2 separate regions of the Homo sapiens genome follow, and region 1 is linked to region 2. A link is an interaction called in ENCODE POLR2A ChIA-PET data of the cell type or tissue named here. Cell type or tissue: PC-9. All regions are shown on one strand. Links, peaks and the distances in the headings refer to the core of each region. The heading gives the core; the rest is flanking DNA. Region 1 has its middle 33 kb from the start of PLAC8L1. Region 2 has its middle 8.5 kb from the start of LARS1.

Evidence for each region. ChIA-PET counts read pairs that join two places held together with the same protein. Peaks named below come from ENCODE experiments on the same cell type or tissue, not always from the same donor. Only the 100,000 strongest peaks of a DNase experiment are listed, where the experiment ranks them.
Region 1: POLR2A ChIA-PET joins it to region 2 with 9 read pairs; 5 of 35 experiments call an interaction of 5 or more read pairs at or near these places.

Annotation. Positions count from the first base shown.
Region 1 is chr5:146,070,365-146,075,745 of GRCh38, reverse strand. It overlaps a transcript of SH3RF2 not described here. Among named protein-coding and RNA genes, the nearest start is that of PLAC8L1, 33 kb to the left of the region's middle. RefSeq lists enhancers at 1,291-1,460, 1,152-2,104, 2,105-3,059. In PC-9, for the core only: no CTCF peak of the experiment used is centred there; no DNase peak of the experiment used is centred there.
Region 2 is chr5:146,188,449-146,193,829 of GRCh38, reverse strand. No RefSeq gene overlaps it. Among named protein-coding and RNA genes, the nearest start is that of LARS1, 8.5 kb to the right of the region's middle. In PC-9, for the core only: no CTCF peak of the experiment used is centred there; DNase peaks (open chromatin) are centred at 2,789 and 5,279; H3K27ac peaks cover 719 bases.

The sequences.
Region 1 (5,381 bases), core at 156-5,155, 120 kb after region 2:
GTACAGTGGTGCCACCTTGGTTCACTGCAACCTCCGCCTCCCGGGTAGCTGGGATTACAGGTGCCCACTACCATGCCCAGCTAATTTTTGTATTTTTAGTAGAGATGGGGTTTTGCCATGTTGGCCAGGCTGGTCTCAAACTCCTGACTTCAGTTGATCCACCCGCCTTGGCCTCCCAAAGTGCTAGGATTATAGGCATGAACCACTCTGTCTGTACTTTCACTCAACCTTAACTGAGGTGGAAAGCAGTTAGCAGCCACAGACTGGAGCCAGATTGCCTGGGTTTATTTCCAAACCCCACAGTTCCTAGCCTTGTGACCCCATGGACGTTTTTTAATCTCTCTAGGCCTTAGTTTCTACGATTAACATGGGGGTAGTAATAGTATTTATTTTATCTGTTTGTGGGAATTTTAAATAAGTCGATGTTTGATATAAGTAAAGCACATAGAATAGTGTCTGACACATAGCAGGTGCTCTATAATTGTTGGCTCAAAATTATTATTATAGATTAAAAGACCTCCTGAAGGATATTTCTTGTGATCCTGCTTCATAATTATCTCAAAGAATAGAAAATCCTACAGGTAGAAACAGGTCATTAAACAGTGGCTGTCACATTTGTTACTGGAGTTTCTTATGCCCTAAAAACCTGTCTCAGTTTCCTAAGTTGAGTTCTTTAAACTTTACATTCCTGTCTATCAAAGGATAATAATGGATAGTAACAAAGATAATAATACCTTAGTGTTTATTTTGTATGGTGTTGTGAGATGTCTTCTATTATTATTCCCTTTATATAGATGAGAAAACTGAGACTTAGATAGGTGAAGTGACTTACCTAAAGTCACACAGCAAGTCACACTTTAGGTACAACTCAGGTGTTCCAAATCTATAGCCTGGGCTTTGAAATGCTGTGCCAGAGAAAGGTTGGGGGAGTGAGGGGGAGACAGAAACAGAGAGAGAGAGAGAGAGAGAGAGGGCAGAGGGCTGAAGGGAGGAAGAGAAGAGACTCACAACTAGTAATAAGTATTTTCTGAATGAGTAAGTGGGTGCAGAAATTCAATAACTATACCCTAATGATAACGAAGGAAATTATATTTTATGTTTCATGTATACAATTCCAAACAACCATTTTGGCTGGTTTTTTTGTTTTGTTTTGTTTTGTTTTTTTTTTAGATGTCAGTTTGCTTATTGTTTGCTGCCTAGTTACTGCTTTAAAGCACTGCCAGGGCCAGTTCCTCTGAAAGGTGAGTTCTTAAGATCTCACAGTCCTGAATGCTGGTGCCTAAGCCAAGTCCCTCGTTGTAGAGATGGGGAACGCGGTGGAGAAAAGGGCGGTAATTTGCCTCTCCGCTTGTAATAACTCCAGTGGCATCTTCCCTATGTTCATCCTTCCTATGACAGGCCTTCTTGTCAGGATAAAAGGGGATTCATTTATTCTCCAATTGTTCATTCAACAAATACTTATTGTATGATAAAAAATGTTTGATAAATGAAAAAGTGTTAATGGCGGTGAAACCCCGTCTCTACTAAAAATACAAAAAATTAGCCGGGCGTGGTGTTGGGCGCCTGTAGTCCCAGCTACTCGGGAGGCTGAGGCAGGAGAATGGCGTGAACCCGGGAGGCGGAGCTTGCAGTGAGCCAAGATCGCGCCTCTGTACTCCAGCCTGGGCGACAGAGCGAGACTCTGTCTCAAAAAAAAAAAAAAAAAAAAAGAGTGTTAATGAAACCTACCCCATGGAGAGTTTCATGGACAGGGGACAGGTTGAGCTTGTTCCTGCTATTCCCACTATGCTGCGTGTCTGGTTCCCTCTTAGTCTTCGGGTCTCAACTCGAATGTCATCCCTTTGGAGAACCTTCCCTGGCCACCCTACGTAATATAGCTCATGCCCCTCAGCCATTCTCTGTCCCATCACTTTGTTTCTTTCATAACATCTGACATGTAGAAATTCTCCTGCTTCTTTGCCATTTACTCCACTTCCTGCAGGTAGGAACCTTATCTGTGTTGTTCACTGCTGTATCCCAACTGTACGGAACAACACCTGGCACATAGCCCATAGTAGATGCTCAGTTGATATCCGTTGAAAAAAAAATGAGTAAGTGAATGAAGTGACATTGATTTTTGCCCAGGAAGAAAACATTCTGCGACTTTAAATGGAGATGGAGTGGGAGCAGCACTTGCCTGGAGCCCATAGGTCATAATGGACGCCCAGCGGGGGTTTAATCAGCATTTTCTGAATTACAAAGTGTGCCAGGGACATTTAATTTCTGTTAATTGGCACCAAGGAGGAGAGGTTGTTATCGAAATCACCAGCCAGCTGGAAGCATGTCCGTGTCAGACCTATTTGCAAATCAGAATGGACATTTCATAAACTGTGTCAACCTTGGGAAGCTGCAAGTGCCCAGAGGGGCAACACTAATGTGCTTGCTGGCTGCATTCTGGGGTACACACAGCCCTAAATCTGAAACCTTCAGCAGATGAGGTGGTGAGGCCGTGGGGACCACCAGATGAGAAAAGACTGACGAGGATTATGGCATAAAATGCATTTTAAAATAATTGTCATATTGCCCCAACCCTGGCACCGTTGACCAGCTTATCTGAAAGGTCAGAGAACAAAGAAGCTGAGATTTCTTGTCCTTCAGAGCTGGCCCCATCTTTGCTAACGGTTGCCCTGGACAAGGGGACAATAATACAACTCATGGGGGGCTTGTGAAGATTAAATGAGAAAATGAATGTAAATAATGATAATGGTAGCAAACATTAAAGTATTTTCTTGTGCTAGGCACTGTGCTAATGACTATTTACATTGTCTCACTTAATCCCCACCAAACCACTTGAGGAAAGCACAATTAATACCTGCATTTTACAAGGGAGGGAACTACAGGTTGGAAAAGTTAAATGACTTGCCCATGATGACACAGCAGGGAAACACGGGGCCTGTATTTGGATCCAGGTCATCTGACTCTACTGGGCTCTTAGCAACCCTGTAGTTACAAACCCTCTAAGGGATTCACTAGGTACCTGCATTTAGTCAACAACTAATGAATGGCAGCTAGTAAGAGATTCTGTTCTTTTTTTTTTAAGATGGAGTCTCACTCTGTTGCCAGGCTGGAGTGCAATGGTGCAATGTTGGCTCACTGCAACCTCTGCCTCCCGGGTTCAAGTGATTCCCCTGCCTCAGCCTCCCAAGTAGCTGGGACTACAGGTGCCCGCCACCACGTCTGGCTAATTTTTGTATTTTTAATAGAGACGGGGTTTCACCATATTGGCCAGGCTGGTCTCAAACTCCTGACCTTGTGATCCGCCTGCCTCAGCCTCCCAAAGTGCTGGAATTACAGGCGTGAGCCACCATGCCCAGCCTGAGATTCTATTTTTATATTTAGCATTCTTCTTGCTCATCCTGCTTTCAAGCCCATGTCATCCTGCAAACTTCTCCAACAGCTACCACTTCTGGGTCCCTTTCTGCATACCAACATCTGGCCTCGTGTCACTTGATTTTCCCAATCACAGTGTGAAGTGCTGATTATTGTTCCCACTTTTCTGATGAGTAAAGAAAGGCTCAGAGAGGTTTGTTAACTTGGTTCAAGGTCAGATAGCTGACAAGTGGGGTCAGGATTTGAACCCAGGGATATATGACTCCAGAGTCCAGGCACTTCCCTTTTCATGTCACATTTCTCTGTGCTGCTCATTTTTCAAAATCTTTCTTCTTCACGAAGCTCTCTTAACAACTAAAACACTCTCACTGTTCTCTCCTCTCACTTCTGTCTGATAGAGCCTAGCTTGCTATTGTACTCTGTTTTGAATTGTGCCTCTACATCCAATAAATGGTAATAGCTACCACTTATTGAACAATTCTATGTACCCAATACCATACTCAGAGCTGGACATGCCTGAACTTGCTAAATCCTGCTGAGAACTCTACTAGGAGGTGCATAGTCTGATCCTCATTTTACAAATGAGAAAACGAGGTCTAGGGTTGTGTCACTTTTCCAAGTTTCTTTAGTTATTTGCCAAAGGAAACATAGCTAGTAACAAAGCTGTGACAAAGATCCAGGTGATCCAGTTCCAAATCTCATCATCCCAGCTATTATATTAATTACTTCTCCAGATCTTGTGACATTCTAGTGGACTGGGAACATAGCTGGTCCTTGACTGATGCTTTTAGTTCTCTGTTGGAGGCCCCCATAACAAAGAAGTCCTAAGCTCCAAAACTTGCCAACATCTAAAAACAACTTACGCTTAAAAAAGAATTCAGCTTATAAATAGAATGTGCAGAACAGAATATTTAGAAATGTAGTTCTGATATCTAAAATTAGCCTTCCCTTCAAAACAGTATCACCCCTTCTGACTGTTTGACTGTTGTTCCTTGTCGTGGAGGCTAGCGCTATCTAAGCTGTGACTGACATGTCCTCTTCGTGCAATGCAGTCCTCTACCCTCTCCTTGACAGAGACATAAGACATCTCTTATGGAATTGGAGAGAAGGTGGTGGTGGGGCTTGCAGGAATCTGGGTACAACCTTTTGAAGGCACTATTTATTTGAATTCCTTTTTGGACCTCCAGGCCTGTTTTAGCTGCCTCTGTACATTTTGATTCAAGCTTCCTTTCTACTTATTTGTGAGGGTCTCCTGAATGCAAATAGCCTTCACAATCCTCTTGGATGGTCAGGGAGTTGTGATTCTCATGGGAAGGTCATTAGGATGGTGCTAGCCTCCAGGACATGTGTGACCTATAGCAGTCAAACCCTGACATCAAAAATGGCTCTCATTAAGTCGGTCGGTCATGCTAGCACTGATTCCAAGAGCATTAACACAAAATGCACATAGTGCACAAAACAGCCTCTGCAGATGTCTTTTGCCTTTCTCCCTAGGCCTTGGCTGGCATCCTTTTAGTCCTTATCAGGCTGCAGCTCTTGTCCATCCAGCAGTGACCCCATTTGCCTAATTAGTTTGCATCTGTGGGTGTGTATCTACCCCCCAAAAGAAATTGCATTTGAACTTCGGATAAACACCAGCAAGGAACACTGGAAGAAGATGTCAGCTCTCTGAGCCCTTTTGTTCCTGCAGAGGAGATGGAAGTGGGGGTCATTTTGGAGATCATATCCCTCTTCTTGTGGGACTCTGCTCTGTATCATTTAGAGTGAGGACAGGCAAAACCAGAAATAATCTCATGAAGAGAGAGTGACCTGGGGAATGCAAAATGATCATTGTGTTTTGATGTCAATGATCCAGAACCACATTGTAAGCTTCAGTTCTTTTTCAAGTGGCTTGGCTGTGTCTGGCAACTTTTGGAGCAGGGGTAGATTTGCTTTTTGGATTTCTCTGTGCATAAAACTCTCAGTTATCTTACTTCTCACCCCTACTTGTTGGACAGCAAGACCTAACCTCA
Region 2 (5,381 bases), core at 314-5,313:
AGGAGTTTGAGGCTGCAGTGATGTAGCCACTGCACTCCAGCCTAAGCTACAGAATAAGACCTTGTCTCAAAAAGATTTAAATAAATAAAATAAACAAATAAAATATAATTAAAGGTTGAGGAGAAAAATGGAGAAGACAAATTAGAGAAAGCATGGTAGTTCTCCTAAACAGCTTTACTGTAAAGGGGAGTAGAGCAATGAAGGTACTGGACGGTACTGGAAGGGTATTGTGGGATAGGGCAAAGGATAGGGTTTGTTGGCATTTTGTTCAGTTTGGTTTTGCTTGCTTGTCTGCTTGCATTAGGTTAGAAGATATGTGTGAATGCAGACAAGTATGATCTAGAGAGAAAAAATCTGATGATGCAAGAGGTGAGATAAGAAACTAGAGGAATAAAAGCTCTTAATGGGCAAAAGACAATGGGGTCTAATGTACCAATGGAGCATAGGTCTTAATAGGAGCCCTAATTGTTGTTCACTGTAAGTGACAAAAAGAGCACATATTAGTGGATAGAGGTGTGATAGTAGCTGTAGTAAAAGGAAGTCATGAAAGTTGTATATTGATTTCTTCTATGCTGTCAGTGAATGAAGAAGCTATCCAGTAGAATGTGAGAAGCGGAGGCTGGATGTTTGAAAAGAGAGGTATGAGGAGAAAAGTATATTTGGTTTCTCAAACATTTTAAGCTCACTTAGGAGGCTGAGGCAAGAGGATTGCTTGAGACCAGGAAATCAAGGCTGCAGTGAGCCATGACTACACCATTGCACCCCAGCCTGGGTAGCAGAGTGAGACCCGGCCTCAAAAAAACAAAAACAAACAAAAAAATTAGGCTCTTTCCCACTTCATGCCTTTGCACTTGCTAGTACTCCTGCCTGGAACTCTTTTACATACATCTTTGTGTGGCTGACTTTTTTTTCTCAACTCAAGTATCACCTCTTCGGGATGGCCTTGACCATCCAACCTAAACCATCACCTCACTTCCCTCCCCTAGTTACTCTCTATTGCATCATCCTGGTTTATCTTCTTTATAGCATATCTCACTATATAAAATGTTTTTTTCATTTATTTGTGCTCTCTCTGCCCCACCCCATCTAGAATATAAATTTTCATGAGGTCAGGAATTTTGTGTTCTTTGTTAAGTTTGTTTTTTTGTTTTGTTTTGTTTTGTTTTGTTTTAGACAGTCTCTCTCTGTTGCCCAGGCTGGAGTACAGTGGTGCAATCTGTACTCACTGCAACCTCCGCCTCCTGGCTTCAAGTGATTCTCCTATCTCAGCCTCCCAAGTAGTTGGGATTACAGGCACGCACCACCATGCCCAGCTAATTTTTGTATTTTTAGTAGAGACAGGGTTTCACCATGTTGGCCAGGCTGGTCTCGAACTCCTGACCTCCAGTGATCTGCCCATCTCGGCCTCCCAAAGTGCTGGGATTACAGGCATGAGCCACCGCGCCCGGCCTTCTTTGTTGAGTTTTATCTGTAGCACTGAGAAAGAAATCCCTAGGACATAATGGAGGCTTGGCCAGGCACAATGGCTCACACCTGGAATCCCAGCACTTTGAGAGGCTGAGGTGGGAGGATCACTTGAGACCAGACGTTTGAGACCAGCCTGGGCAACATAGTAAGATCCTGTTTCTATAAAACATTAAAAAACAAGCTGGGCATTGTGGTGTGCACCTGTAGTCCTAGCTACTTGGGAGGCTAAAGTGGGAGAATTGCTTGAGGCTGGGAGGTCAGGACTGCAGTGAGCCATGATCATCCCACTGCATACCATCCTAGGTGACAGAGTGAGACCCTGTCTCAAAAAAAAAAAAAAAGATGGTTAATAAATATTTAATGGATAATCTAATATAATCATCTATTTACTAGAGATGATTACTAGATGAGTACCATGATTATCACCATGCTACAGGTGCAGACAGGTCAAGGTCACACGACAAGTTATGGATGGGGGTGGGGTTCATGATTCAAAGTCAGGCAATCCCACTCCAGAATTCACAGTCTCAGACTCTATATGGAATAGGATGTAGAGGAAGATACTAGACTTCTGGCTAATAAGATATTAGGGATCTGACCAATTACTAGGAAAAAAAAGGGTATGACCGTGGTTGTTTCTCCAGTTCATATAGTTTACACCAGTCTAATCTTATTGATACAATAGAGGCAGGAATCTTAAACTTTGGAAATGCACAAAAATAAATTCTAAAAAAACTCAGTGAGGTTGGAATCTCAATAATATATGATTGGCTGTCTTTACCTATTTCTTTATTTTATTTTATTTTATTTTTAGACAGAGTTTCGCTATCGTTGCCCAGGCTGGAGTGCAATGGCGTGATCTCGGCTCACTGCAACCTCCACCTCTCAGGTTGAAGCGATTCTCCTGCCTCAGCCTCCCAAGTAGCGAGATTACAGGTGTGTGCTCCCATGCTTGGCTAATTTTTGTATTTTTTGTAGAGACAGGGTTTCACCATGTTGGCCAGGCGGGTCTCGAACTCCTGACCTCAGGTGATCCACCTGCTTCGGCCTCCCAAAGTGCTGGGATTACAGGCGTGAGCCACCGCACCCAGCCTACCTGTTTCTTTTTCTCTCTTCTTTTCTTCCTTCTTTTCCCCTTTTCCTTCCTGTCTCCCTCTTTCCCTTTCTCCTTCCCTTCTTTCCTTTTTTTCTTCCATCTCTTGTAGAGCCTTTAGACTGCTCCATAATGGTGATGCTAATGGTGGAGACATTAACAGTAGTGGTGGGTAGGTTGGCTATTTAGAAACCACAAGCCGTGTTTTGATGATTCAGGTGTCACCTTTCCCATATGAGCCCATGACACAGCCTTTCATCCTCTGTGGAATGTTGATGAGATGGCAGGCTGAATCTTGTGGGTTCTAAGTCTGGAGTAGTATAGCATGAGTTAGTGATTTTTAATTTCTGGGAGTTACGAATATACCACTTTAGAAGAAATCTAGAAAACAGGGATTTCTCAAAAATTTGGCACCAGAGAAGTACAACTTCTTTAATTTGGTTACATTTATCTAAATAAAAAGGCAGTTTCTCTAATTATCATGGCTACTTGTTCTTGTTCCTAGCTCATGTCAATCAGATTTAGAATTTTCATTAATTAACTGACCAAACTGGATTCCAGTAGTTTTAACCTTTCCCTTCTTCCCTCCCTCTCTTCCTCCCTCCCTTTCTCCTTTCCCTCCCTCCCTCCTTCCCTCCCTCCCTCCCTCCCTCCCTTCCTTCCTTCCTTCCTTCCTTCCTTCCAGCTTAATATTTCCTGAACACTTACCACATTCTAGGCATTGGGCTAATCATCTTGGCTTAGCTCCTTTTATTCTCATAGCAAGCCTAAGAGGTAGGTATTATCATTATCTCGTGGGTCCCATGATAACCCAGAGGTCCGAGGGTTGAAAGAACTTGCTTAAAGCCATAGAGCTAGCCTGGGACACAGCATCAACGCAAACCCAGGCACCTGACTCCAAAGCCCGTGAATGCAACCACCACCCTGACCCTGCCTACCTCTGCTGACCCATTAGCTTTGTCTGAAGTTGCATGCAGAGCGACCCCAGCATCAGCTAAACCTGTAAGTCCTAAAAAATCCTACCTTCGAGCCGGGCGCGGTGGCTCACGCCTGTAATCCCAGCACTTTGGAAGGCCGAGGTGGACAGATCACGAGGTCAGGAAATGGAGACCATCCTGGCTAACAGAGTGAAACCCCGTCTCTACTAAAAATACAAAAAAATTAGCCAGGCATGGTGGCGGACGCCTGTAGTCCCAGCTACTGGGGAGGCTGAGGCAGGAGAATGGAGTGAACCCGGAAGGCGGAGCTTGCAGTGAGCCAAGATCGCTCCACTGCACTGCAGCCTGGGCGACAGAGCAAGACTCCGTCTCAAAAAAAAAAATTAAAAAAAAAAAAATCCTACCTTCTTCTCTTTATTCTTCTACTCTTCGCTTGTGTCAATTAAAAAAGAAATCTGTTTGCCATTCAGGAAGCATTCAGGTAAAGGCAGAACACAGATGTAGAAGAAAAAAACATTGAAAAACAAAAAGTCCCTAAAAGGGTAGGGAAATAACGCTATTCATTGAATGCCACACGCCTTAGGAGCAGAAGCATATAAAGAAGTTCCCACAATTTTTTCCTCAGAGAAAGAACTTTGTCATCTGAAGGTAGGGAAGCTAGGTAAGTATGCACGAAAAACAAATACAAAAGGACTCACAGACAAGCTAAAACTAATTATAGCCTTAGGGATCTAAATTTAGAAATGCTAACAAATTACCAAATTGAGCAGAGTGACCAGTGGGATGGGTTTAAAAATAAATCGGGGGGTCAGGCGCGGTGGCTCACGCCTGTAATCCCACCACTTTGGGAGGCCGAGGCCGGTGGATCACCTGAAGTCGGGAGTTTAAGACCAGCCTGACCAACCTGGAGAAACCCTGTCTCTACTAAAAATACAGAATTAGCTGGGTATGGTGGCGCATGCCTATAATCCCAGCTACTAGGGAGGTTGCGGCAGGAGAATCGCTTGAACCAGGGAGGCGGAGGTTGCGGTGAGCTGAGATCGTGCAATTGCACTCCAGCCTGGGCAACAAGAATGAAACTCCGTATCAAAAAAATAAAATCAATCAATCAATCAATCGGGGGAGGCTGGGCATGGTGGCAATGCCTATAATCCCAGCACTTTGGAAGGCCAAGGCAGGTGGATCACCTGAGGTTAGTAGTTCAAGAGCAGCCTGACCAATATGGTAAAACCCTGTCTCTACTAAAAATGCAAAAATTAGCCAGGCATAATGGCACGCCCCTGTAATCCCAGCTACTCAGGAGACTGAGGTAGGAGAATTGCTTAAACCCGGGAGGCAGAGGCTGCAGTGAGCCGAGATTGCACTACTGCACTCCAGCCTGGGTGATAGAGCAAGACCCCGTCTTGGAAAAAAAAAAAGTTAAAAATAAATAAATCAGGGAGGAATTGAGTTTTGTTGTGAGGTTTTGAAGAATGAATGCGATATGGTTTGAAAGTTGTAAAAGGTATAACACACAATTACATTGTGATAACTAGCTCAGTTAAGCCAGGGAAGAGATTATTATGGGGCACACGTAAGCTTTTTCCATTTTAATCAGACTAATGTTTATAGATCAATATTAAAAATAGCTGACATTTTAAAATGCTTACTATATGCCAGACATACACACATACATAAACAGAGTTTATACACATATTATTTCTTTAATCCTCATAGCAATCCTATGAGTTACACATTATTATCCCTATTTCACAGAGTGGTTAGCTGAATTGTCTGAGGTCACCCGGCTAGTAAATGATGATCTCTGTCTGAATCACAGCCTAAGTTCTTATCCACTATGACACCTTTCTAAATTCTTTTGTATAGAGGGTATTTTACATAGG